Regions from separate parts of the Homo sapiens genome. Here region 1 is linked to region 2. The links are chromatin loops, found by intact Hi-C in ENCODE. Cell type or tissue: ascending aorta. All regions are shown on one strand. Each heading gives the region's core, and the rest is flanking DNA. Links, peaks and the distances in the headings are about the cores only. Region 1 overlaps SLC16A9 (solute carrier family 16 member 9). Region 2 holds the start of SLC16A9 (solute carrier family 16 member 9).

What was found. A loop is a pair of places that touch in the nucleus more often than their neighbours do. Peaks named below come from ENCODE experiments on the same cell type or tissue, not always from the same donor. Only the 100,000 strongest peaks of a DNase experiment are listed, where the experiment ranks them.
Region 1: a loop joins it to region 2, with 2.1 times the contacts of the local background. A loop is called at or near these places in 4 of 110 quality-filtered maps.

The regions. Positions count from the first base shown.
Region 1 is chr10:59,640,321-59,656,343 of GRCh38, reverse strand. SLC16A9 (solute carrier family 16 member 9) reads left to right here. Exons shown (of 6, transcript NM_194298.3): 5 at 1,755-2,669; 6 at 3,394-5,580. The coding sequence ends at 3,572. It overlaps LOC105378319 (a long non-coding RNA gene), which reads right to left. Exons shown (of 3, transcript XR_945991.3): 3 at 7,566-7,674. Among named protein-coding and RNA genes, the nearest start is that of SLC16A9, 62 kb to the left of the region's middle. In ascending aorta, for the core only: no CTCF peak of the experiment used is centred there; no DNase peak of the experiment used is centred there; H3K4me3 peaks cover 421 bases; H3K27ac peaks cover 899 bases.
Region 2 is chr10:59,706,413-59,719,971 of GRCh38, reverse strand. SLC16A9 (solute carrier family 16 member 9) reads left to right here and starts at 10,122. Exons shown (of 6, transcript NM_194298.3): 1 at 10,122-10,493. RefSeq lists silencers at 9,780-10,049, 10,280-10,349, 10,490-10,549 and an enhancer at 10,780-10,979. In ascending aorta, for the core only: a CTCF peak has its summit at 10,065; DNase peaks (open chromatin) are centred at 9,701, 10,181 and 11,001; H3K4me3 peaks cover 2,170 bases; H3K27ac peaks cover 3,077 bases.

The DNA of each region.
Region 1 (16,023 bases), core at 1-8,000, 58 kb after region 2:
TGATGTGACACTTTGTTAGAATCTGTACAAAGAAATAGGCAAAAATCACAAATTTATAGTTAATGGGTACTAATGCAGTACATGAGGTCACCCTGCTGTTTTTAATTCTGTCAGTGTGTTTTCTGTAGCGTTTTTAACTTTTACAGTATATGCCACGTTTAATGAGAGAAGGAAAGGGTTACATTTGTCTACTGTTATTACTTCTCAGTAGTTAGCAAAGAGATACTCTCTTAGCAGTCCCAAAAGATACTATTTTAGTTGCCATTACATTAACATGAAACATTAATATTTGCATGCAAAGTTTTTTTTCCTTTTGGGAATGAAGGGGTTAACTTTAAAAAATGTTAAGAAGGGACAACTGAGGTCCCAAAGAAAATATTTTCTTACAACTCTAAGGCAGAGCCATTTGGCTATTTGGAAGAATTGTTTTATTAGATGGGTTTTTATAGCAATCATATCCATGCAATCAGTGATGCCTCTGAGCTTGGTCCTATTGGCATCCTGATGAGATTATAATGTAATTTAATACTGACCATTTTAAACATATGATCAACCTTTTCAGACTATTTTTTTCCTGATTTTTCACATGACATTTCCCAATGACATTTACATTTAAAAATGCTCAGTTTATTAAAGATTGAAATCAGAACCAGATGAGAACAGTACCAATTGATTAGGCTACCATAACTTGGCAACCCTCTGTGTTTAGTGTGATCAGTGCTAAAAAGGTGAATTATTCACAGTGTTACATAGATGTATAAACCAGCATACTTTGTAATTTAAATACCCTAAAAAAATTCTACTTTTCTCATAATTGTATTAATGCATGAAAAGGATGACTCACTCATTCCGGTGATTCAGCAATGGATTTGAACTATCAAGCCATTATAAATATCCTTAAACTGCAATATACTATTTTTAAAAAGTAAAATATGAAAATTTACTTTTCTGGAATAAATATGTAGCATGGAGCCTGGCACATAATAAGTGCAAAGAAAATAGTTTCATGATGATACTTGGTTTTTGGGTTTTTTTGTTTGTTTGTTTGCTTGTTTGAGACGGAGTCTCACTCTGTCACCAGGCTGGAGTGCAGTGGTGCAATCTTGGCTCACTGCAACCTCTACCTCCTGGGTTCAAGCGACTCTTCTGCCTCAGCCTCCCAAGTAGCTGGGACTACAGGCGTGTGTCACCATGCCCAGCTAATTTTTGTATTTTTAGTAGAGACGGGGTTTCACCATGTTGGCCAGGATGGTCTCGAACTCCTGACCTCGTGATCCACCCACCTCAGCCTCCCAAAGTGCTGGGATTACAGGCCTGAGCCACCACACCCAGCCGATGATACTTGTTAAGAATATGGGCTATTGGGTTCAAACTGACTGAGTGTGAATCCTATTTATGTTCTTTACAGATTTTTGATCTATGGCAAATTTCTCAACCATTCCAGCCCTAGGTCACTTCATCTCTAGATTGGGAATAATAATAGGACCTACTCAATGGGATCAGTAAAAGCATTAAACATGATCGTGCAATGTAAAGTGCTTAACAGTGTCTGAGCTGCAAATTCTAATTCTTAAATGTTCTATCAGTATTACTATATTATTGTTATTATTGTTATCTTCTATCTTCTTAATATGATTTTAATATGAAGTTACATATAAATGCCAGTATAAAAAATAAATTGAATTGTGATATTACAAATTCTAATCCTGAGAGCCTCAGATTACGAGGTTGAACAGTTCCCATTCCCTTTTTAGGTTCAAGCGTTGGCCTTTTCATATATGCTGCTCTGCAGAGGATGCTGGTTGAGTTCTATGGACTGGATGGATGCTTGCTGATTGTGGGTGCTTTAGCTTTAAATATATTAGCCTGTGGCAGTCTGATGAGACCCCTCCAATCTTCTGATTGTCCTTTGCCTAAAAAAATAGCTCCAGAAGATCTACCAGATAAATACTCCATTTACAATGAAAAAGGAAAGAATCTGGAAGAAAACATAAACATTCTTGACAAGAGCTACAGTAGTGAGGAAAAATGCAGGATCACGTTAGCCAATGGTGACTGGAAACAAGACAGCCTACTTCATAAAAACCCCACAGTGACACACACAAAAGAGCCTGAAACGTACAAAAAGAAAGTTGCAGAACAGACATATTTTTGCAAACAGCTTGCCAAGAGGAAGTGGCAGTTATATAAAAACTACTGTGGTGAAACTGTGGCTCTTTTTAAAAACAAAGTATTTTCAGCCCTTTTCATTGCTATCTTACTCTTTGACATCGGAGGGTTTCCACCTTCATTACTTATGGAAGATGTAGCAAGAAGTTCAAACGTGAAAGAAGAAGAGTTTATTATGCCACTTATTTCCATTATAGGCATTATGACAGCAGTTGGTAAACTGCTTTTAGGGATACTGGCTGACTTCAAGTGGATTAATACCTTGTATCTTTATGTTGCTACCTTAATCATCATGGGCCTAGCCTTGTGTGCAATTCCATTTGCCAAAAGCTATGTCACATTGGCGTTGCTTTCTGGGATCCTAGGGTTTCTTACTGGTAATTGGTCCATCTTTCCATATGTGACCACGAAGACTGTGGGAATTGAAAAATTAGCCCATGCCTATGGGATATTAATGTTCTTTGCTGGACTTGGAAATAGCCTAGGACCACCCATCGTTGGTAAGATATTTATCTTAAAATCATCCCATTTTACTGTTCTTCCTTGTCATATCTCCAGATATAGAGGTCCAGATTGTAATAGTAGCACAGATTTGTACAAAAGAAATCTGCATGGAACATCTCATGGTAATGATTTATTCAAGACTGCTTTGATATAATTGAGAAAGCGAATATGCATGCTCTGGGATTTGTGTTCGCTCTTTATTTGGGAGAAACTCAAAATGCCTGCTTTTTTTTTTTTTTTTTTTTGAGACGGAGTTTTGCACTGTCGCCCAGGCTGGAGTGCAATTGCGTGATCTCGGCTCACCGCAAGCTCCGCCTTCTGGGTTCATGCCATTCTCCTGCCTCAGCCTCCTGAGTAGCTGGGACTAAAGGCACCTGCCACCACGCCCGGCTAATGTTTTTTGTTGTTGTTGTTTAGTAGAGACGGGGTTTCACCGTGTTAGCCAGGATGGTCTCCATCTCCTGACCTCGTGATCCGCCCGCCTCGGCCTCCCAAAGTGCTGGGTTTACAGGCGTGAGCCACCGCACCCAGCCTGCCTGCTTATTCTTATCCAAATATTTGAGAGATTCTCTTCTTCTAACTCCCAGTAAACCACGCTGGAAGTAGTGGAGTAATATATATACTAATTATAACTATATATAAAACTGATATAATTAGGGTATGGGATGGATGTTCATACTATTTCCATGAAACTTACTTTTTTTCTTACTGCCTTTTCAGGTTGGTTTTATGACTGGACCCAGACCTATGATATTGCATTTTATTTTAGTGGCTTCTGCGTCCTGCTGGGAGGTTTTATTCTGCTGCTGGCAGCCTTGCCCTCTTGGGATACATGCAACAAGCAACTCCCCAAGCCAGCTCCAACAACTTTCTTGTACAAAGTTGCCTCTAATGTTTAGAAGAATATTGGAAGACACTATTTTTGCTATTTTATACCATATAGCAACGATATTTTAACAGATTCTCAAGCAAATTTTCTAGAGTCAAGACTATTTTCTCATAGCAAAATTTCACAATGACTGACTCTGAATGAATTATTTTTTTTTATATATCCTATTTTTTATGTAGTGTATGCGTAGCCTCTATCTCGTATTTTTTTCTATTTCTCCTCCCCACACCATCAATGGGACTATTCTGTTTTGCTGTTATTCACTAGTTCTTAACATTGTAAAAAGTTTGACCAGCCTCAGAAGGCTTTCTCTGTGTAAAGAAGTATAATTTCTCTGCCGACTCCATTTAATCCACTGCAAGGCACCTAGAGAGACTGCTCCTATTTTAAAAGTGATGCAAGCATCATGATAAGATATGTGTGAAGCCCACTAGGAAATAAATCATTCTCTTCTCTATGTTTGACTTGCTAGTAAACAGAAGACTTCAAGCCAGCCAGGAAATTAAAGTGGCGACTAAAACAGCCTTAAGAATTGCAGTGGAGCAAATTGGTCATTTTTTAAAAAAATATATTTTAACCTACAGTCACCAGTTTTCATTATTCTATTTACCTCACTGAAGTACTCGCATGTTGTTTGGTACCCACTGAGCAACTGTTTCAGTTCCTAAGGTATTTGCTGAGATGTGGGTGAACTCCAAATGGAGAAGTAGTCACTGTAGACTTTCTTCATGGTTGACCACTCCAACCTTGCTCACTTTTGCTTCTTGGCCATCCACTCAGCTGATGTTTCCTGGGAAGTGCTAATTTTACCTGTTTCCAAATTGGAAACACATTTCTCAATCATTCCGTTCTGGCAAATGGGAAACATCCATTTGCTTTGGGCACAGTGGGGATGGGCTGCAAGTTCTTGCATATCCTCCCAGTGAAGCATTTATTTGCTACTATCAGATTTTACCACTATCAAATATAATTCAAGGGCAGAATTAAACGTGAGTGTGTGTGTGTGTGTGTGTGTGTGCTATGCATGCTCTAAGTCTGCATGGGATATGGGAATGGAAAAGGGCAATAAGAAATTAATACCCTTATGCAGTTGCATTTAACCTTAAGAAAAATGTCCTTGGGATAAACTCCAATGTTTAATACATTGATTTTTTTTCTAAAGAAATGGGTTTTAAACTTTGGTATGCATCAGAATTCCCTATAGATCTTTTTGAAAATATAGGTACCTGGGTATCACACATAGAACTTTTAATTCTGCTGGTGTAGGCTGTTGCCCAAACATCTATAATTTTACTGAGCTCTTCAAGTGATTCTGATAACACAGCCTGGATTGAGAATTTTTATAAGATTGGCAATGGAAAAACATTTATTCTTTTAAATAATAATTTTTTTAAAACCCAAGAGGTCAGGGGATTTTATAAACCAATAGCCAAGTGTTCTTTAAATAGGAGGCACCCTTCCCATTGTGCCAAAATCATCTTTTCATTTATTTTGAAATTTGTATGATTATTTTATACTTGTATGTTGCCTTTCTTCGAAGGCGCCTGAAGCACTTTATAAACACAAATCCTCACAATACCTCTGTGAGGTAGGTAAATAGTACTTTTCTATGTAGTAAACCTGGAATATGGAGAATTTCATAACAGTTCATTCTACTTAATAATGCAATAATGGAGCTCCAAGTTGTCTTGGACTTCTACACCACACTCAGACTTCTGGAAAGTTTTCTGTACCTCATTCTTTAGTCCCTGTCAAGGTTAGTAAATAAAATAAGTGACATAAAAAAAAAAAAAACTAAACTACTTGTTGTGTTGAAAGTTCCTTTTTGCCAGTTATGTTCAGGAAACCCAATAACCTGAAAAAGTTTGACTTTGATGTGACATCTTCATATTCATCAATGCTGATAATTGTCCAAAGGCATCTTCACTATGTCTGCTAAATAACATCCAATGTGGGCGTTATCTGTTGTCTAGGGGATGAATTTTAAGTTACAATAAAATATTTTTCTTTGTTTTGCATCAGTTTGGTTGCTTTTTCTCCTCTTAGTTCTCCACCCAATTATAGTGACATGTCACTTGAATGTAAAACTATAAATTACCTGGCATAATTCAGACTCTGGAACATGGTTATTGGACAAAAGCATATTCAAAATGCTTAGCTACTTTTACCATTGCCTTCCAAAAAGCTAGTTTATCAGCTTTACCTCTTGTGGTAAAGAGTACTCTGCAGGTCTTAGTTCTTAATAATAATTTATAGAATTCTTAATATGTTTCAAGCTTATGTTGTTTAACCCTCATAATAACCTTGTGAGATGGAGATTATGACCCTCATTTTATGATCTAAAACATAATTGTCATAATACTATGGACAACATATTATAAAAGCATAAGTAATTTCCAAAATCAAAATGCAAAATTTTTCTCTTTGTAGAAATTAAAGTAAACCCTTTAATTTCTAACATGGTTCAGAAATTAGCCCTGGCCAGGAGGGTTGCTCTAAAGCCAATCCTTTAGTGAACAGAGAAAATTTTCTGTAGGGTAATCATGTCAGCAGGGAAGAAGGTTCAGCCACCGACCTTTAAAGGGCTCATGAGGAACAGTTCCCAAGAACCAGGAGTTCCAGTACTGGGAGGTCATGACCAAACATTTACGCCAGCCAACCAGTCCAGTGACCTTAGGTAGCCTCGGTGCTTAGCAGTTGGTATAGAATTATCCTAACTCAGGATGTTCCAGGACATAAAGGGGAGCTCCATTTTGAAACAAAGGACATCTCATTTTCTCTTTTACTTAGAAGGAATATTATATTGAACACATAAAATACATGATTTACATTAGCAGTGCCATGCACTTTCTCCTTCATTAGTAACAATCTTGGGCGGGGTACAGTGGCTTATATCTGTAATTCCAGCAATTTGAGAGACTGAGTGGGTGGATCACTCGAGGCCAGAATTTGGAGACCAGCCCGGTCAACATGGTGAAACCCCATCTCAACTAAAAATACAAAAATTAGCCAGGTGTGGTAGCACATGCCTGTAATCCCGGCTACTCAGGTGACTGAGGCAGGAGAGTCACTTGAACCCAGGAGTTGGAGGCTGCAGTGAGCCAAGATTGCACCACTACACTTCAGTCTTGGTGACAGAATGAGACCCCATCTCAAAAAGAAAAAAATATCTTGGGACCGTCTGCTATATAGTCAATTGTATATGAAGGATGTCAGTAAAATCCCTCTTTGAGGAAGGAGTTTAATCGCACTCAGTTAAAATGATCAGAGCTCTATGAATACATGGATAATACTTGGGACTGCAGTGTACATACTTGTTAAGGTTGTGATTCCACAACCAGATTGCCTATCTCAGTCCCTGTGGCCAGGTGACTGTGAGCGAATTATTTAGCCTCTCAGAGCCTCAGTTTCCTCATTTATAAAACACATCATAGGGCTATTGTGGGAATTAAATAAGATTCCCAATATATATACCTGATATGTAGTAGATGTCCAATAAAATATTAGCTATTATTTTTGTCGTTGTCATTCTTAAATGTATTGCTTCTCTGTACCTGAGGGAGGCATCAAGTGTTCCGGGAACAGGTGTAGGGTTAATGTTTGCATTAAAGGGCTTCATTTGGAAGAATAATGAGCCTCTGTTATTCCTAATCACATAATTGTCGCAGCTTTTGCCTGTTCTTGTCAAAATCTTCTTTCCCTAGGGATTCATGACTCAGCACATTTTTTTGGAATTGCCATTCAGAAGCTTTCACACAAAACAAAACACAGGCCGTTCCTCCACAAATCAAATAGAAGCCACTTTGTAAATTGAATTGCTATGGGAATTTGAACTTTTTCTTCTCTTAAGAACTCTCATCTGAGCTGCTCCGAAGGTGGGCCTGAAATTAGGCAGAAAGCAAAATGATCCGATTTGTTTACCGAGTACTAATTGGCTTCGGCTCAGGGCCCTTACCTCACTGCTTTCCAGCCTTTGAGACTTACTCTTGAGGGAGTGCAATTTCTTGCCAGGTCTCCTGGGATTCTATTCCTAGTGGAGCTCAGCCGCATTAGTTGTTTTTTTGCTGCATGCATTCCTTGTCCTAATGAGTCATTTACTTTTATTCTTTCTCCTTGCAAAAAGAAAAAATAAATTTAAATTTAATCAGTTTTTAATAAAAAAAGATATTCTAAAATCTTTGGTAAGCAACATGTTTTCAATACATAATAATTAACCGTGGTCAAGTGCTTTCCTGTGATAGGTCACCCTAAAACTACATAGCCACAAAGATATAATTATTTTTTCTTCCTGGAAAAGTTCCTGATGTGATAAAGCAAGTTGTGATTCCTCCAGCTTAAATCTGAAAACTGCTGAATATCTACAGCTATAATAGGGCATTGCCAAGGGCAGCCCAAATGACTTTAGAACCCTAGCAACAACGGAGCAGCCATTTTTCTGGAAAGCACTCCCTAATAAACTTCCTGCATGCAAACTCTGTTTCATAGTCTCTTTCCCACCAGGAAACTGAGGACAACCGAAATCCCAACATGGTGAGATAATGCCAAGTACACAGGGTCATCAGAGCAGAGAGGGAGGGAGACACCTTTCTTGAAGGCCTTTTATGTGCCCAGTATTGTTACAGGTACTTCACAAACCATGTCTCGTCCTGTTTAAGTTCTAAAGGTGTTGGCAAGACTGGCTGCTCGACTGTCAAGATACCACAAAGATGCCTTCTTATCTTAGGACATTTGGGGTCTGGCTCTTTCCTGACAGGTTGAGGTACTTCATTTCTTATTCATCCAACACTTCTTAAGTGAGCCCCTAGTATGTGTTAGGTACTCTCCCAGGTACCAAGGATATAATGAGCAAGATAGACAAGGTTCCTGTACTCTTTGAGCTCATTGGTGCCCCAGAGCTGATCAGAATAAGTTAGATGGCAGTGCAGTTGTAACAGAAGCTTCAGCTCCTGTGGGAAATTCTGGAGCTGGGATGGTCCTTCAGCATTGGCCCAGTGGAGTTCAGTCATGTCTGACTCACATTAAGATTCCCAAAAGAATGGATTTAGGGGAGCAAGATGGCTAACTGGAGAAGCCTGGCACTCTTTCACCCCACATGAAAGAACCAAGGAAAGAAATACACAGCTAAAATTTGACTGCAGTGTTGAAGGGAGAGTGCTGGAGTACAGAGGGACAGTGGAGATACACCTGTGGTGATTGGAAGTCTAGGAGGGCAGTGTGGAGGTACCTGGTGTCTGCAGCCCTGTCTCCTCCACCTAGATCAGATTGGCCCAGAGATAGGAGGGACTTCCTGTTGCATGGGAAAGGAAGTAGAAGATCCTCACCAGCCCTCATTGATACTGCAGACAGCTACAGTCCTTACAACAGGAAAATTCTGCAGTCCTCACAAGTCCTGAGCCCAGTTTGGAGAGCTGCTGGGGATTCACTCAGCTGCATTGCCCCAGATTAGGAGCACAAGGTGTGTACTCCCTATCTACCCTCGAGCCTCTGTGAACCAAGCTGCTCAGCACAGTGCCATCTTGAGATCAAAGTCACCCCTTGAATGTACCCTGCTCTAGGGGCGAGCAGCCACTGCACCTCTCCAGCACTGGCGCTCCAGCTTCATTCCACAAGTCCGCACAGATGACTGAATGCCACAACACCAGCAGTGTGGAGCCAGAGCCCATAATCAGCTGTGACTCTGGTCCTGCACAGCCAATAAACCAACCTCTACTGCTGCACCTCCAGCCAAAAAATGGTCTGGCAGTCCCACCCAGGGTGACTCCCTCCCTTGAGCTGGCCAAACTGCTGCATACCCTATCCTAAGCAGAAGTGGTCCCTAAGCCTCCAAGCAGCTGATATGCCTCTGGGCCAGTGGAGTGGAAATGCGTCCAGGATCTGGAAACAGCCCTGTAGCAACCTTGCCCTCCACAGACAAGCCTCTGGACTGTCCAATGGCCCTGCATCCCCAACAAGGGCCTGAGAAACAGTCCTGCAGGTCACTCCTGGTGGGCATGCCTCCAGGCTAGCCAAGCAACTGTTCATCCATGTACTGGGCTTGAGAAACAGCTCCATGGGCCGCTTCTGGTGGGCACAGCCTCATGCCTGTGCTTGCATCCTGGACCTACACAACAGTGCTGGTGGGCTATTCCCTGCAGAAATACCACCAGGTTAGCCAAGCAGTCATGCAGCAACCTGCATGAGTCTGAGAATCAGCCTCGTGGCTCCCCTGACAAACAAGTCCCCAGGCCAGGTTGGCAGCCACGTGCTCATTTTTGGACCTGAAAAATAGCCTTGTGGGCCACCCACAGCAGATATGCTTCTAGGCTGACCAAGCAGCTTTATGTCTGTGTTCTAAGACAGAGAAATAGCCCCCTGGGTCACCTCCAGCAGTCATGCACTCAGGTCAGCTGAGAAGCTGTGTTACCACATCCTAGACCTGAGAAATAGCCCTAAGGGCTGCCCCTAACACATATGTCCCCAGACTGACCAAGCAGCTGTCTGCCTGCATTCTGGACCTGAGAAACAACTCTACAAGCTTCTCCGGGTAGGCACACCCCCAGCCTGGCCAAGCAACCATGTGCCTATGCTCCTGGCAAGAGTAGCAGCACTGTGGCCTCAATCCTAGTGAGCCAGTCCCCAAGTTGGCCAACCCACTGTGAATACGCATAAGCCCTTGGCCTGTGAAACAGCCTGGTGAGCCCAACACCAATAACACTGCTGCCACAACCTCTCTCAGCCTTGGCCACTGAGAAATTTTTAAATGCCACTAGTGTGGATTGTAGCTGAAGAAACTACACAAAGACTACACTGTTAAATCTACCTAGAACAAAGGCCAACATATCCCACCAAAATGATATCCCAAGACCCATTCATACAAATAAATTTTTCCTGACAAAACCTAATTCTTAAAATTGGAAGAGGTGACTTTTCCACTAGATGCATAGAAATTAACACAAGAACACATCAACCATGAAAAAGCAAGGAAACATGTCATCTCCAAATAAAAACAAGAATTCCCCAGTTACAGACTCCAATCAAGAGGAAATATATAAAAATGTCAGAAAAGAATTCAAAATAATAATCTTAAGGAAACACAGTGAGATACAAAAGAATACAGATAGACAATTCGATGAAATCAGGAAAGCAATTCATGATTTGAATAAGAAATTCCACAAAGAGATATTATAAAAAAGAACCAGACAGAAATCTTAGAGCTGAAGAATTCAAAAAAGAAATAAAAGGTACAACTGACAGCTTCAACAGCAGACTAGACCAAGCAAAAGAAATAATTTTTAAACTTGAAGACAGATTATTTGAAATAACACAGGCAGACAGAAATAAAAGAAGAAAAAAGAAAAAAGAATGAAGAAAGGCTGCAGGATTTATGAGACACCATTAAGTGAACAAATATTTGTATAATGGGCATTCCAGAAGGAGAAGAGCATGGAAAAGTTGAGAAAAATATATTTAATGAAATAATAGCAGAGAACTTCCCAAGTCTTGGGAGAGATATGGACATCCAGGTCCAGGAAGTTCAAAGAAGAAAGATTCAACCCAAAAGGTTCTCTCTGAGGCACACTAGAGTCAGATTGTCTAAAGTCAAAGACAGAGAAAGAATTTTAAAAGTAGCAAGAGAAAAGCATCAAGTCACATATAAAGAAATGCCTATTAGACTAATAGCAGATTCCTCAACAGAAACCTTACAGGCCAGGAGAGAATGGGATGATATATTTGAAATGCTAGAAGAAAAAAAGTGCCAGCCAGGAATATCACACCCAGCAAAACTATCCTTCAGAAATGAAGAAGAAATAAAATCTTTTGCAGATAAGCAAAAACTAAGGGAATTCATCACCACTAGATCAATTAGTCTTACAAGAAATGCTCAAGGGAGTCTGACATCTGGAAGTAAAACCACTATCATGAAAACTATAAAACTCACTGGCAGAGCCAATACACAAAGGAGAAAGAAAAAGGAATCAAACCTTATCACTACAGAAAGCCACCCACCTACAAAAATAAGCAATGAGAAAGAAAGTAAGGAACAATGAATATACAAAAGAACCAAAAAACAATAAAATGGCAAGAGCTAGATTCTTGCCTATCAATAATAATCTTGAATGTAAATGGATTAAATTCCCTATTTAAAAGATATAGACGGCTAAATGGATTTCAGAAACAAGACTCAACTATATGTTGCCTATAAGAATTTCACCTCACCTGTAAATGCACACATAGACGGAAAGTGAAGGGATGGAAAATGGTATTCCATGCAAATGGAAACCAAAAGTGAACAGGAATAGCTATACTGGTATTAGACAAAACAGATTTCAAGTTAAAAGCTGCAAAAAAAGACAAAGACATTAGATAATAGTAAAGGGACCAATTAGCAAGAGAATATAACAATTGTAAATATTTACCCAACCCTGGAGCACCTAGATATATAAAGCTAATATTATTAGATCTAAAGTAAAACAGAGATCCATATACAGTAATAGTTGGTGACTTCAACATCTCACTCTCATCATTGTGAGAGATAATCTAGACAGAAAATCAACAAAGAAACACTGAAGTTAAGCTGCACCATAGACCAAATGAACCTAACAGATATTTACAAAGCATTTTACCTGACACCTGCAGGATACACATTCTTTTCATAAGCACATGGGACATTCTCCAGTATTGACTATGTGTTAGTACACAAAACAAGTCTGAATTAAAAAAAACAAATCATATCTAGTATCTTATGTGACCACAATAGAATAAAACTAGACATCAATAAGAAAAGAAACATTTGAAACTATACAAATACATGAAAATTAAACAACATGCTCCTGAATGACCAATGGGTGAAGAAAAAAATTAAGAATGAAATATAAAAAAATTTCTTAAAACTATGAAAATAAAAAACACAACACACCCAAACCTATGGGACACAGCAAAAGCAGTATTAAGAGGCAAGTTTACTGCAATCAATACCTATTTAAAAAACTAGAAAGATTCAAATAAACAACCTAAAGATGCACCTCAAGGAACTAGAAAAGCAAGAACAATCCAAACCCTGAATTAGTAGAAGGAAAGAAATAATAAAGATCAGAGCAGAAATAAATGAAATCGAGAAAAAACATCCCCACAAAACATCAACAAAACAAAAAGCTGTTGTTTTTGAAAAGATAAACAAAACCAACAAGTCATTAGTTAGACTAAGAAAAAAAAAAAAGAACACAAATAAATAAAATCAGATAAAGAAAAGGAGACATCAAAATGGATGCCACAGAAATATACAGGATCATTAGAAAATATCTTGAACAACTATATGCCACTAAATCTAAAAATCTAGAGGAAATGGATAAATTCCTGTACACATACAACCTACCAAGATTGAACAAAAAGAAATAGAAAACCTGAGTAGAACAATAACAATTAATAAGATTGAATCAGTAATAAAATGTCTTCCAACAGCCTGGGCATGGTGGCTCATTCCAGTAGTCCTAGCACTTTGGGAGGCCGAGGTGGGTGGATCGTCTGAGGTAAGGAGTTCAAGACCAGCCTGGCCAACAACCTGTCTTTACTATAAATACAAAAATCAGCTGGGCATGGTGGCATGTACTTGTAGTCCCAGCTACTTGGGAGGCTGAGGCAGGAGAATCACTGCAACCTCATTGCAGAGGTTGCAATGAGCCAAGATCGGGCCACTGCACTCCAGCCTGGGTGACAGAGTAAGACTCTGTCTCAAAAAAAAAAAAAAAAAAAAAAAAAAAAGTCTTCCAAAAGAGAAGAGTCTAAGACAGATGGCTTCACCCCTGAATTATCTCGAATCTTTAAACAAGAATTAATACCAATTCTTCTCAAACTATCTCAAAGAACTGAAGCAAAGGGAATTTTTTCTAACTCATTCTATGAGGCCAGCATTACCCTGATACCCAAACCAGGTAAGAACAGAACAGCAACAAAAAAAGAAAACTGCAGGCCAATATCTTTAATAAATATGGATGCAAAAATCTTCAACAAAATACTTGGAAACCTAATCCAACAACACATTAAAAAGATAATATGTCAAAATCAAGTGAGATTTATCCCAGGAATATAAGGATGGTTTAATATATGCAAGTCAATAAACATCATACATCACATCAATGAATAAAGGATAAAAATGATAGGATCATCTCAATAGATGCAGAAAAAGCATTTGATCAAATGGTCAAACAAAAATCCCAAAGTGATAAAAACTCTCAATGAATTAGGCATAGAAGGAAAGGTCATATATGACAAACCCACATCTAACATCTTACTGAACAGGGGAAAGCTGAAAGGTTTTCCTCTAAGAACTGGAACAAAACAAGGATGTCCACTCTCACCACTCTTATTCAACATAGTACTGTAAGTCCTAGACAGAACAATTAAGCAAGAAAGAAATAAAACACATCCAAATTGGAAAGAAAGAAGTAAACTTTTCCCTGTTTGCAGATGACATGCTCTTGTATGTAGAAAAAGCCAAAGACTACCAAAAAGCTCTTAGAACTGACAAATGAATTCAGTAAATTTGCAGGATACAAAATTAACATACAAAAATCAGTAGTATTTCTATACATGAACAACAAACTAGTCAAAAAAGAAATCAAGAAGGCAAATCCTGTCTATAATAGCTAATATAATATAATATAATAACCAGAATTTGTCAGGAAATATTTATTTGTATGAATGGGTCGTGGGGTATCAGTTTGGTGGGATATGTTGGCCTTTGTTCTAGGTAGATTTAGCAGTGTAGTCTTTGTGTAGTTTCTTCAGCTACAATCCACACTAGTGGCATTTAAAAATTTCTCAGTGGCCAAGGCTGAGAGAGGTTGTGGCAGCAGTGTTGTTGGTGTTGGGCTCACCAGGCTGTTTTACAGGCCAAGGGCTTATGTGTATACACAGTGGGTTGGCTGACCTGGAGACTAGCTCACTAGGATTGAGGCCACAGTGCTGCTACTCTTGCCAGGAGCATAGGCACATGGTTGCTTGGGCAGGAGTTCAAGGCTGCAATGATCTATAATCATACCACTGAACTCCAGTCTGGGCAACAAAGTGAGACCCCATCTCTTAAAAAAATAAAAATTAAATTAAAAAAACAAGACATACAAGTGGCCAATAAATATGAAAAAATGCTCAACATCACTAATCTCAGGAAAATGCAAGTCAAAACGGCAGTAAGGTATCATCTTCCCCAATTAGGATGGCTATTATCAAAAAGACAAAGCATAACAAATGCTGGCAAGTATGCAGAGAAAAGGGAACTCTTATACACTGTTTGTGGGAATGTAAACTAGTACAGCCACTATGGAGAACAGTATGGAGGTTCCTCAAAAAACTGCAAATAGAACTGCCATATGTTTCAGTAATCCCACTACTGAGAATTTATCCAGAGGAAAGGAATTCATTATATCAGAGACATCTGCACCTTCATGTTTATTGCAACGTTATCTACAATAGCCAAGATATGAAATCAACCTAGTTGATTCTGAGTTGACCAATGAATGAGTCTTTCCCTCCCTTGAGGGCAAATATTATTATGAACTCATGGATTTTAAATTTTGGAGGAGGGAGAATTTCAGCAATGGCAGTTTTGTTGTTGTTGTTGTCTGATGCTCAAATTTTCTACCAAATTGACTCCTGAGTCCGAAGTCCGCAGAAGGTCAGTAGTCCTTGATAGTTTCTTTACTTCCCAATAGGATAAGATATTTTAGGATCATCCTGGATATTTTTTTGCCCCAGATCTGGAATTAGCTATTCCTCCAAGGAGGCTTTGGGGATAGTTTTTAGACTATTAGTAATGTGGGTACTAGAGATACTCATTGCTACTGGGTTGGAGATTGCTTCTGCAAAATTGGTATTTTTGTTTTGTAAGCCAAAAATGCATCATGAGTTAATACTGACAACTCTAATTTAAATCAATGATCACATATTTTTTATCTAACTTCATTGATTTTGTATTTAAATTCTTCTCTGTTGCTAAAAATCTTGATTTTCGAATGACAGTAATGTAAGTATTTGCTTTATCCTACTATTTGTATAACATTTTCAAAATAACAGTAAATTATAATTATTACTAATAATATGATAACTGAAAACTGTTTTCTAGTTCTTTTTGTCTCTAGAATAACCTATTCTAGATGTGTGAGCCAACTATGTTATAGTCCCTTGAAATGGTTTCTCTCCGTGTGACTAAGTCACCAATTCGATACTTGTGTTTATTTGTGCACTTTTAATTTGTGTTTCTCCTATTATGAGTGAGACTGAATATCTTTTTACGCATTTAAGGGATACTTGTATTCCTTTATTTGCAAATTCTCTTTTTCTACAGGACAGTTTGCCTGTTTTTTCCCTATTTTCAGAAACCCTTTCTATTCTATATTAGGGATATTTACCCCTTGTTTGTCTGTACTATAAGTTGAAATTGGTTTTTCCCATTTTTTCATTTGTCTTTTTATTTATCACATCTTTTG
Region 2 (13,559 bases), core at 5,560-13,559:
AAATCATTGGGTACCTACTCTATGCCAGGCATGTGTGCAGTGCTGAATATTTTCTTTGCTATTTTATACTTTGAGAGGTTACTTTATTATTTCAGGGTTGGAGGAACACTGTGTACTTCAAATAATTATCATAGCTAATGTTCCACAAGCAAGCTCTTTGCATATTGAGTTTTTTGCTTTGGGTATTTATTAGTTACATACTTCTTTTTATAAAATATGCCATTTGGGCCACACTTGACAAGTCAAACTTTTTGCAAATTACAGTTGTCAGCACCACAGGAGTTCCATTAGGTATTTATTTTTCCACCTCACAGTAATGTTCATTTCTTAATTTATTTGGTGTATATTATAACATTACTGGCTGGAGAACCTGCTGAAAAATAATCTTGACCAGCCAAAGAAAAGTTGAACTAGTGGCCTTTCCAAGAATTACATCGAAGGCAGAATCCAATCCTTTACTTCATTAAGACCACAGTTGACAGAAGATGTACCCGAGTTATAGAAATATTGATGTGATGTGGAAGGAGGGTGATGCCTGAGGAGTGATTTAATTCTATTTAAATTCACATTAAAAGGCCAAGTTTCAGACTATTTTGGTTGCTGGACTTTGATTCTCTGAACTGGTTACCATACCTGCGTGTCACTACAGAAACTTCTTGGATGAATTTGAATAACTCAGATGCCAGTTGTGTAATGGAGAGAAAAGGATAGTGCATATGACATCCGTTCATTAGTCATTGTAAATTTGTCAATGGATAGAATTTTCTTCCTTTAACTTTAGTACAGATAGGTTCAGAACCTTACTTGCCATGGGATTCTTTGGTATACTCATGAAAACAAGTACTCATATAGAACTTACGTACTATGTGTTAGGCTGTTCTGAACACTTTTTCTGGTTTAATTCATGAACCTTCACAACTACCATTTGAGGTAGGTATTATTTTCCCTGTTTTATAGATGATGAAACAGGCACAAAGAAGATAAGGACCCTCATCAAGATTAAGAAGCTAATAGGTTGTTTGGGCTTCAGGGTCTGTGCTTTTGTCCTATATGCCCTCTGCTTCTTTTAACCTCTTGGGATTTCTGTTTCTTCATCTGAAAAATTAGAAGATTAAATCCTACATTGAATATGAGGTTGCACCTGCTAATCTCCAGGGCCCTTTTCCTAAGACTCAGGTTCAGATTCAGCAGTCTCAAAAAGAGCATTCATGACCACATGTGACTAAGAAATAATCAAGACAAAAAATACCCTAGGAATTAAAACACCCAGAAGCAGCTTCTTTGTGCCTCCAAAGATGTCTGAAGAACCAGATTCAATAAAAGGAAATGCCCATAATTATCATTGTACATGATGTTGACAATCAATTCAGCCTTAGATTGGTGGGTACCAGAGTCTTTGTGATGGATCCAAGTATTTGTACCATGGGCCATACCTCTCTGTAGACTTGGAAACATAATGACTTTTAATCTAAATCCACAGTGACAGATTTGGTTGAGGATAAAGGAGCTATTGCCATGCTTCTATCTGAGCCAGCTGTACCCCTGGGGTTTGACAGACGTTAGCTTCTTACTGCCAAAAGATATTGTCTTTTTTTCCCTAAGACCTCTTTAGCCTAATCATCAATTTCTCATTCTTCTTGGTTAGGACAGTTCTATTTCCAGTGAAACTTTAGCCCTTGCTTTACCAGACACCGTTCCTTAATATACTGGTATCTCATAGGTTTTCTATTTTTTGTTTCTGTTGCATCTCTTCAGTGATCTATGATTATATTTTCCAAGCCACAAATCAAGAAACTGAATTTGACAAAATAATTTTGTACTATTTCCAGTTGCAAAAGAAATCTTGAAGATGTATTTTAGATTCAATAATGCTGGAGTTTCATGAAATTTTGATGTGTTATTGGAATGATGAGATATCATATTTGAAATTGGAACTATTCTAGAGGATCCTGCAATGTGAGGCACACTTCCCTCACTTTCTAGCAATTCTTTGTTCTTGTTATTCTAAGTTCTAACCGGAAATCCAGAAACTGTCTTAGACCTTTATCTACTAATCACAGCCACTACCAGTTATGTGGTAATTCTCTATCTTTCAAATTGGTCCCTATATCATTTTATAATTTTATAGATTTTAAGTTTTCCTATCTTTTGCCTCAGCTATTAAATCAGCCTTCTAACTAGTCTCCTTCCCAGTCAGTGTACCCTCTGACATGGTTTCTAAGAGTGATCACCTTGAAACACAAATTCAACCATGTCATTCCTCTGTTTAGAATGTTGCAATGGTTCTCCTTTGCTGGATAGTCTTCACATGGAGATGAGAACTTCCATGGTCTAAACCATTGTAGAGAACATTTGTTGTTTTTTGGCTAGTCAGCATCCCAGTTTGTTTTTGGAGAAGTATCTCTCCCCTAATGAGTACTCTCAAAGTGCCCTGTTTTCCCCTAGCTTAGAGATGGCTACATGGCCCAAACCAGGCCAGTCACACTTTCTTCTGGGACTTTGAATCTTGAATAAAACTCTGCAAGGATGGAGCTCATTAATGTCCTCATGAGAATACATAGTCCCTACCAATGAGATCTCTAAATGAACGTGGGTCCTTCCAAGTTCTCCAATTTATGCTATCCTGCCAAGAGATGGGAACTGTTAACTGCATTCAAAAGCCCTATGATTGTTTACCTTCCCCTTCCCACAAATACTCTGACTTTTAATCATTTGTAACAATCCATTGTAATTCCCTAGCATACCATGGGAGTCTTTCATGCCATGAAGACTTTGCAGATGCTCTCCTCTCTGTCTTGGAATGCCTCCCTCTCAAGCCAAGCAGTGCCTCAGACTCTGTGTTTCTTTAACATGGCACAAGTTCCCTGATTGGGGTGGTTAGCCCATTCTAGTATTACTGTCAGTCTTCTTTCCTAGATTGCAACCTCCTTTGTTTTATATGATGCCTGGCATAAAATAAACAAGATATATCATTTATTTTTAATTTTTATTTTTTGAGACAGGGTCTCACTCTGTGGCCCAGGCTGGAGTGCAGTAACACGATCTCTGCCCACTTCAACCTCTGCCTCCCAGGTTCAAGCGATTCTCATGCCTCGGCCTCTTGAGTAGCTGGGATTACACGTGTGAGCCACCATGCCCAGGCTACAAGAATTATTAGATGAATGAATAAATAAAATGACAGTATATTTTGTAGTTCATACATGGGAATTTATGTTATAGATAACAAATAAGGCACATCTCCAGAACTGAAGAAAAGGATAGAAGGTTTAAGATAATAGGATCAACATAAAATTCATGAGACTGACTATAGGAGAATTGCTGATGAAATCAGGGCAAATTTATTAAAATAGGAGTGATGATGATGATAAAGTTACGTGACAAACACAGAGCATGTATGTCACTAGCTAAGTAGTTTCTAATTAGGTAAGTAGTTTTAAAATATCATTTAAATTTATTTATTTATTTATTTTTAGAGTTGGGGGGTCTTACTATGTTGCCCAGGCTGGACTCAAACTTCTGAGCTTCAGCAATTTTCCTCCCTCAGCTTCCCAAGTAGCTGGGACTACAGGCATGTGCCACCACACTCAGTTCAAAATGCTATTTTTAATACAGCTTGGTTAAATAGTAGTGGTTGAGAGCACAGAATCCAGAGTCAGACAGCCTGGGTTTAATCTCCATACCTGTATTTTTTCATTTTTTGGATGGAATAAATTGTACCTACCTCATAAGGTTGTCATTATGAAAATAAAATAATATAGGTAAAGTACTTAGCACAGTGCCTGGTGGTTCTAGTCATTCTTCATTTGCCAGCCCACCCCATCCCAATCCAATTTCTGCCCCTCTTTGACTCTCTGTTCCTGGGAGGCTGAACCCTTATGGGCAGTATTCCATTCTCCCTCAATGCCTGCCTTCTGCGTGGGCTTGGTCAAGGGTAGGCACCACCAAGAGATCTGAGAGCAGAGAGAGAGGTGAGAGTATTGGCTGTACACCCATTTTGATGCCTTGTCTCTGGGAACAAACTACCTTCCTTCCCAATTTCAGCCCCCTTCAGGGGCTGCTAGCCCAGGCCCTGGGCACACTAGGTCTTCCCTTTGTCACTGAAGCCCCAGGAGCAGTAAAGGCTTCCCACTGTCCCTCAGCTTTGAGTGCCTCCTATTTATTCTTTTGACTCTGCCCACATTGCTATAAAGTATTTTTCCCTTAAGATTTCTTTGACTATCTGGGATGAATCCTGTTTCCTGCCCAGACCCTAATACACTGTACATAGTAATTTCTTTAAAATGTGAGCTTTGGTTATTATATTAAATTATTAATATTAAATATTTAAATTGTTAAATTATCAGTGATTTGATAATTGTTAAATTATCAAATAATAAATATTTAAATTGTTAAACTATCAACGAAATTTTCATATAGTTTGATTAACTATATAAAAACAAACATTGATATTGAGAAGGCAGGATTCAGAAGCATCTTCAAAATAAAGCAGGCCAGGCATGGTGGCTCACGCCAATAATCCCAGCACTTTGGAAGGCAGAGGCAGGAGGATCACTTGAGCCCTGGAGTTTGAGATCAGCCTGGGCAATATAGTGAGACCCTGTCTACACATCCCTCAACATACACACGATTAGCTGAGTGTGATGCTGCCTGCCTGTAGTTCCAGCTACTTGGAGGCAGAAGTAGGAGAATCGCTTGAGACCAAAAGGTTCGGGTTGCAGTGAACCAAAATCATCCCATTGCACTCCTGCCTGGGCAACAGAGACCCTGCCAAAAAAAAAAAAAAAAAAAATCCGAACTAACCAACCAAACAAACAAAAAACATAAACCAGAGGACACATTTCATATCTACAGCAAGTTGCTTGCCTATGGTTTGGAATAACTCCCAAGTACTTTGATGGAAAAGTGTAAGTAGCTCTGCAATGTGGTAGGTGGTAGGGACAGAGATGAGTAAACCATTCTATGTGAGCCCAGCCTGGGGGTAGGGTAAGTAGAGGATAATTCATGTATCCTTTTAGATTGCTTCTGTCTGCATTGATTTCAGTCTATGTTCAAACTGTTAGGAAACTGCTTGACTATATTTTTTTTCCTCAAGGGTATGTTTTTTCCTGTATAACTTTTACTTTCATGGATTAGTTACCATCTTCTAAATTACTCCCAAGAAATCAAAATTGCAGCCTGTTGAATAGATAGATCTAAGGTGACCATATTTGCCAAGTAAACATTTTTTACTTAGTGAACCAGTGGGCAAAGTCTTTGGACTACCTACACATTTTAGGCAGGATGGACCCTGTACATAGAGTAAAAGTCATGCTCTTTCTCTTACATCATGTAATGAAGAGAAGAAGGCTAAAATGTAACACTTTGAACTGAAAAACTGGTGCCGTCTGAAACTTTATGTAATACATCTAAATCAAATACTTAGGCAAAAGCACATTAAAAAAAACTGGCACTGTTTCATAAAAAGATTTGATGCACTCATCTTGTGTTTATTTTTATATAGTATGCATCTACTCCACCTGTATTTTCACAAGAAGAAATTGGATCCGTTGGTATATTTGAACTCCACACCCTGCCTTTGGTAGTAAGCCCTTCTTCCTTAATAATGACACTGTAGATCATGTAAACTGAATTTGTAGCACATAAGATTCTATGGGTGGATTTAAAATGTGGGAAATGGCTTTAAAGTGCCCTGGACAGATGCAGAAATTTTCTCTTCCTCTCCTTCAGTGAACTTTTGAGAACCTGCTATGTGCCAAGCACTCTGCTGGAGCCTGGTATAAAGCTTGGTAAGCACAGCTGGAGGTCCTACGTTATGTGTGGACCCTGGACTCACTTTGCCTGTGTCTGCCTCTGTCTCAGCCATTTTGGTGCCCTCCAACTTCGGGCACCTCTTTAACCTCATGAGGCCTTAATTTTCCTTATACATAAGAATATGCACATTCTGTATAATTTTATGTTTCTGATTTCCACTTTCATGAGAATTTAGAGTGACAATTCAGAGCAGGGTTCTCTGTAGCCTGGTCACCAAGATTCAAACCTCAGCTTCACCTCTCACTATGTGATTGAGGGCAAATTATTCAGCTTCTCTCTAGTTCATTTTCATTATTGGCAAAAGGCAGGTGATAATAGTAGAACCTACTTCTTGGGTTTCTTGTGAAGCTTTAAATTAGTGTAAGAAGTCAGTCCTCATTGTTAGCTCTCCCCAATCTTGAATCATTCTTCCAAAGTAGATTGGGAAGAGCACAGGCTTAACAATCAGCCAGATCAGGCTCGGAATCTCACTCCATCACTGACCCAGCAAGTGACTCAGCAAGTAACTTAACCATTCTGAACCCCAGTGTCCTCATCTGTAAAGTGAAGATAACAATACTTAGCCAGGCTGGGCACGGTGGCTCATGCCTATAATCCCAACACTTTGGGAGGCCGAGAAGGGAGGATCTCTTGAGCCCAGGTGTTGGAGATCAGCCTGGGCAAGATGGCAAGACCAAGTCCCTACAAATAAATTTTTCGAATTAGCTGGGTGTTGTGGTGCATGCCTGTAGTCCCAGCTACTCAGGTGGCTAAGGTGAAGGATCCCTTGAGCCCCGGAATTCGAGGGTGAAGTGAACCGTGATCATGCCACTGCACTCCAGCCTGGATGAGAGAGTAAGACCATGTCTCTAAAAAACAAAACAAAACAATACCATTGATTTATATTCCCCATTTCCCCTAAAGTAAAAATCACTTGAGCCAGATAATATGATGAAAGATAAAGGCAGGAAAATATGAAATGATATTCTGGAGAATTGCAAGTAAAAATACAATATAGTGTATCTTTAAGGTCACTTTTAACATTTGAAAATTTGTCCTTTTAAACAAAAGCTCTATAAGCATAAGAGAATGATTTATCCACTTTTATTATTTTCTGACTGTTTGTCTGTTAGAGTGTGAGAGAATAAATTGGAATTAATAGAATGGTTTATAGATAGATCTCCAAGCCAACTGCTATAAAAACCACAAAATCAGTTTTCTTTAATTGTTTTTAACACAAAGTGTAGTGTCTTTGTAGCTATGCTGTCATTCATAACAGGAGAAGAACATCATGTCAAAAGAAAAGAAACCTGAATGGTGTGGTAAGTCAGGGAGGAAAGTCTGGTCAGCCAGGCAAGCACTGGACCAGTGACTCAGGTGCTGGTCAAGTGTACCACCTTCCCCTGACCTGATGACACCTTGCTCTGCCCTCTGTGTTTCATGTTTCTGCTTCCATGCTGGGATAAGGACCAAAGAACAATTTTAGGTTAATTTCTCCATCTCATTCTCTAAAGGACTAAGGTGGCAAATAGCTTAAGAAAGGGAAGTCTTAGAACATTTCACAAATTATGAAGTTCTTAATAAATACCTAATAATAACAATGAAAAGCAAAAAATGAACTCTTTTATTTAGTTGACACCTCTATATCAACTTTTCTTTAAAAGCATTTCTCAGGTTCCTTTTCTTCCAAAGCCGGGTTCATTTAAATCTGGCTTATGTAATAGCCTGCCTTTTTCCATCTTGTTGAAACTATTTCTGAGCCTGGAGAGTGACCCAAAGGGCAGATGCTGGCCAGAGCTGTAAAGCCAGCAATATCTAACTTATCTGATTCTCGCTTGGCAAGCACAGCTTGCATTTTTTTTTTGTCACTGGATGGAAAAAAGTGGGGGCATAGAGGGGTGGTTTTAGCTTTGTCTCTGCTGACTTATCTGCCTCCCTCACCCCCAGGGTGATCTGGAGCACATCTTGAGCTTCTCCCGGTCAAATTCCATTTGGAAGTAAAGTGTCAGGACTCAACTAGATTTCTGAGTTCTTTTACATGTCTTAATGCTCCCCTGCAGATGATGGGGGCAATTTTCACATTCCAGCCTGGCAGCAGTCCCCTTAGCCAAGTGTCTACTGCCCCAGGGCAAGATTCTAGCTCTCTGATTCCTCCAAGCTCCCTTCTAGCCACTTCATTCATTACATTAGAAGCCTGGCCCTGCAGCCATCTGAGTTTATGACCCCTGAGAACCAGTCTTTCTCTCTAAAGCTGGGAGCATGCCTGTGTGTGAGCACAAGCTCATTTTTGGTTCTTAGTTGATAGGCAAGGGCTGGCCTGAGTAGAAATGGAAGTGCTGGCTATATACTCTTCTAAAAGAAATCTGGGAAAACTTGGTGCAAGTGATAACAGGCATGTGTCAATTTCAGAAACCAGTTGGTGGATGTAGAATATTTTCCAGGCACAATTTCCTTGTCCCCAAAACATAAGTTCATATACATTGATTGGTTTGAGCAACAATCAAGATAACATGTGCTCTGGTGCTTAGGAAGTATTTGAATCAAAGACAGACTTTCTAAAATTACCTTTCATTGGCTGGGTGCGGTGGCTCACACCTGTAATCTCAGCACTTTGGAGGCCAAGGCGGTGGATCACTTGAGGTTAGGCGTTCAAGACCAGGCCAACGTGGTGAAACCCCATATCCACTAAAAATACAAAAATTAGCCAGGTATAGTGCTGCGTGCCTGTAATCCCAGCTACTCAGGAGGCTGAGGCAGGAGAATTGCTTGAACCCTGGGAGATGGAGGTTGCAATGAGCTGAGATCACGCCGCTGCACTCCAGCCTGGGCAACAGAGCAAGACTCCATCTCAAAAAAACTATTTTATTGAAACATAGAGAAAAGAACACAAATTATCAGTGTATAGGTCAACGCATTACCACAAAGTGAACGCACTTGAGTAACCATAAACCAGGTAAAAAAATACAGCCTAAGAATCCCCTATTGTGTTCCCTTGCCTCTTTAGAAGTAAGTTTTTTATGGTGTTGACAGTACAGTTTCTCCATTTTTCCTTCCAGAACTTATTCTTGGGACCATGTTGCTCTCATTCTCACTGTTACTTTTCCCCTCTTCTCTTTTTCCTTCTTAGAACAAAACAAAATACTATTGACTAGCAGTGGTCATTCTCTTCACTCTAACCTGAAAGTCAATAAATTGAGTAGAAAGGACTGATGGGGGCCAAAAGGGCTGAACCTCCACCACATTTGTGCTGTAAGAAAACATGACATGGTTGCCTAGGCTCCACAGGTTTTTTAAACTCTCATCTCACACAAACTCCATGATACAGGCAAGATTCTTGTAATTTCATAGACAAGGAAACAGAGGCTCAGCAGCTTGATCAGCACTTCTGAAACCAACCCTTTGCCAGGTGTAGAGTCTTCGTCTAGGCCAGGACCTGTCACTTCAGTGTATAAAGGAAGTTCTCATCAAGGTGGTTGATGGCCGCAGTCCCCTTTAAGAAGTAGAAAGTGTGGTGCGGCTTCCCAGAAAAAACACAGAGGAACACAAAAAGTGCATATCACTTTGGAGGTTTCCCACGGCCGGCGAACCACTGGTACCTATGGACAGCCCCCAGCTGCTGCAGTGACTGAGGGATAAAACAGCCATCCATCTCTGCGCGCAAGCCCATTACCAAAGATAGTATTGCCAATGGTAGTATTGTTAGTGCAGTTCAACTGCAGGACAGACTGAACGTCCTTAGAAGCAGCCTGTGTGTGTGTGTGTGTGTGTGTGTGTGTGTGTGTGTGTGTGTGTGTGTGCACCGCAGGACGCCCTCCTTTCCCGCGGAGCTGTCACAAAGGACTGTACTTGGCATCCTCACTCCTCACTTCCCAGGATCACGGACTCCACAAAGTTCTGGTGCCCGTTTCTCCGGGACCACTGCCAGCTGAGCATACAGCTCCGGCCAGGAGGGCGCCAGCGGCCCCGGGAGCCAGGGAGACCAAGGAACACTCGCATTCATTTGTACACCCCGGCTCCCCCCAAACGCGCACGGCCCTTGGCGGGCTTGGCCAGGGCACGTGGTGGGCGGCGGGGGCACAGCGGCGCCTGGGGACGCGCGTGTGTGCGCACCGAGAGGGCGCCTGGCCGACGGCGCCCACCTCTCTCGTGGCTTTGGTGGCTCCAGGCCTGGTAGGGCCGGGGCCGCGGCTCGGGCAGTGCCCTCCCTACTCCTGGCCGGGCCGGGAGCAGCGGGAGCAGGCGCAGCGCCCCTACCGCCCGCTTTTCCGCCTCCATCTCCTCCGCCTCCTCCTCCTCCTTCCCCCAACCACCCGCGCAGTCACAACCGGTTCAGACTGGCCGGGGTGCCCCGCAAAGAGAGACAAGGGAGAAAAAGACAGCAGGGAAAACCCCGGGGAGGAGAAGGCGAAAGAGAAGGTGGAGCTCAGAGAAGGGGGCCGGCTCCCCAGCTCCATGTGGCCGCCGCCGCTGCGGGTCTGTGGGGGCAGAGGGCGGCGGCTCCCGGGGCAGCGCGTAGCGGGACCGATTGCCTAATACTCCGGCAGGGGCCGGGGCCGCAGCTGGCTCGGATAAATAGCCGCCCGGCTGGCCCGGAGCTGCAGGGGAGAGCGGCGGCCGCGATCCCCACCACACCACCAGCCCGGCCGCACGGGGCACTGAGCCGGGTGCTGAGCACCGGAGGCCCCGCCGAGGCCGGGACTCAGGTAAAGGGCTGGAGCTTGCGGGGAGGGTTCCAAAGGTGGGCAGCAGCCCCTGCTGCCCAGCGTCCTAGAGGCAAGAAGTAACTCCGACTCGGAGCAGTAGGAGGGGGCGGTGGAGCAGCATGGAACCGGGCTTTTGTCTGGGGTGTGTGCCGGGGGCTTCGAGTGTCCACGGTGCGCCCGCCCCTCGCCGCCCCCTTTTTGATGGGGTGCTTCTACAAAGTGGGCAAGTTTTCCCGGGAATCCGAAGGCGGCATTTTGTACGGAGTTGAAAGAGAGGGAGGGGGTCCTGGGGGTGGTACGGTGGCCCCCCAGAGAGCTGCCTCTGGACTCCAGAGAGCTTCCAGGGTTGCTGGTGGAAGAGCAGGGAGAGGTGCATGTGATGCAGGTGGGCCTCCATTTCCCAGAGGACCGAAAGGCCTCCAACTGCCTTGGTCCGGAGCGCGAGCAACCAGGTGCCCCCGGAGGGTTGGGAATGGGGCGCCGCGGGTACTCCTGACCTACGTGGAGCGCAGCGCGCAGGGCCGGCGGATTCTGCACGTTGGCGCCAGGTTCAGCACCACCCGGCAGCCCTGGGCGAGCGCGGGAGCCCAGCCTTCGCCACCGCCGCAGGAGGCACCGGCACCGCGCCCACCTGGACCCTCAGCCAGCACTTGGGAGGACTTGGTGCTTAATGCCCCATCTTTGGTTCGCCCTAGGTAACCTGCTCTGGCTTCAGCAGCGCCCAGAGGCTTTCCAGAGAGCTGATAACCACGAACAAACTTGGCTGTCAAAAGCAAATCAATGCTTTACCTTGTTTTCTGGGTGCCTAGTCTATCCAACACAAACTATCCCCGAAGTTTAGTCAGGATTTACGCTAAATATATTACTTATATAGTAAGTTATTCGATATAACATTTTTGGTCAATTTTCTAGGCTACAGTTTTGATGTGTTTTTTAAAAATCTTGAATTAACTGAATAACAGTTCATATTGAAGGTGGATTCTCCCATTCCCTGCACCCAGGATTTTCCGTTGTTCCATCAAATTCTGTAAATCGGTATGCCCTAACAGTTTCTTATATTTGAGTTGGCTTCAGCTTCGAGAAATTCTTCAGGCAGGTTTAGGCAGAGGGCTGAGGAAGCTAGAGAAGATTCCGAAGAGAAAGGATGATTATTTGTTGCATGATTATAGCTTCTTTTAAAACTTCTAATAGGAAAACCCTTCCACTTTCCTGGACCAAATGCAGAGTAAAGTCATTTTCTATTATCTGTTGCAATAATTAATAATAAATATGTAAATGCAGAAAACATGGTTAGTACCCATATCATTGCCAGAAACCAGTCCCGCTCTCCCTCCACCATCAAAAAAAAGTCCTCGCAAGTAGGAATTAGATAAAATAATTTAACCTGCAATTTTGCAACAACTCAGACTTTCAGCACCACCGACCCCCTAATAACATCCCTACTGGTTTCTTCCATTTTTTGTGTAGGCAAGTGGAATAACAGGTATCCTTCATATCCATAGGAAGAGCATTGGGAGGAGCCAAAGATATGGGGAGGTAGATCAAGACATTAGGAAATCTTTTCTGGCTTCTGACTTTGAGTCTGAAAAGGTGGTGTGAATTGGTTGGTGTCTGAATCTTTATCAGGACACATTATGGTGGTCTGGGGTGGATCTGGCCATGCAACTCAAGCTAGAGGATGACAACTACAGAGATGTGGTCACATTTTCAAGTTTTACTTCCTTACCTCAATCTTTCAAACCCCTAATTAATTAGGTAATAAAAATTGTATATATTTATGATGCACACAACACAGTATTTTGAAACAGTAATACATTGTAGAATGGCCCAACCAACATAATTAACCTATATGTATTACGTCACATTTTTATCTTTTGTTTTTTTTTTTTTTTTGGTGTGGTGAGAACACTTCAAATCTACCATCTTAACAATTTTCAAAATTGTGACTATAGTGACTATAGTCACTATGTTGCACAATAGATCTCTTAAACTTATTGCTCCTATCTAACTGAAATTTTGTATCCTTTGACAAACATCTCTTCACCCCAACCCTACCTACTGGTAACCAGGGTTCTACTCTATTCTCTGAGTTCAACAATTTTAGATTCAAGTCTCCCTTCCCTTCCCTTCCCCTCCCTTCCCCTCCCTTCCCTTCCCTTCCCTTCCCTTCCCTTCCCTTCCCTTCCCTTCCCTTCCCTTCCCTCCTCTCCCCTCCCCTCCTCTGCCCTCCCCTCTTTTCCTTCCCTCTTTTCTTCTCTCTCTTCTCTCTCTCTCTTTCTTCTCACTGCAGCCTCGACTTCACCAGGCTCAGGTGATCCTCGCACCTCAGCCTCCCGAGTAGCTGGGACTACAAGCGTGTGCCACCACACCCAGGTAATTTCTGTGTTTTTGTAGAGATGGGGTTTCGCCATGGTTCCCAAGCTGGATTACAGGCATGAGCCACTGTGCCCAGCTGACTTCCCTTTTTTTTTTTTTTTTTGAGATGGAGTTTCACTCTTTTTTTTGAGATGGAGTTTTGCTGTTGTCACCCAGGCTGGAGTGCAGTGGCTCAATCTTGGCTTACTGCAACCTCTGCCTCCCGGGTTCAAGCAGTTCTTCTGCCTCAGCCTCCCGAGTAGCTGGCATTACAGGTGCGTGCCACCATGCCTGGCTAATTTTTTGTATCTTTAGTAGAGATGGGGTTTCACCATGTTGGCCAGGCTGGTCTCGAACTTCTGACCTCAGGTGATCAACCCGCCTCAGCCTCCCAAAGTGCTGGGATTACAGGCGTGAGCCACCACGCCTGACTGATTTCCTTCTTTTTCAAGTCTGAATTAGTCTCCTATTGTGTGTGTGTGTGTGTGTGTGTATCACATTTCTTCATCCATTCATCCACTTATAGACATTTAGGTTGATTCCATATCTTGGCTATGGTGAATAATGCTGCAAGGAACATGGAAGTGCAGCTATCTCTTCAATATAATGCTTTCCTTTGGGTATATAGTGAGATTGCTGGATCATATGGTAGTTCCATTTTTAATTTTTCTGAGGAACCACTGTATTGTTTTCCATCATGGCTTTCCAAGA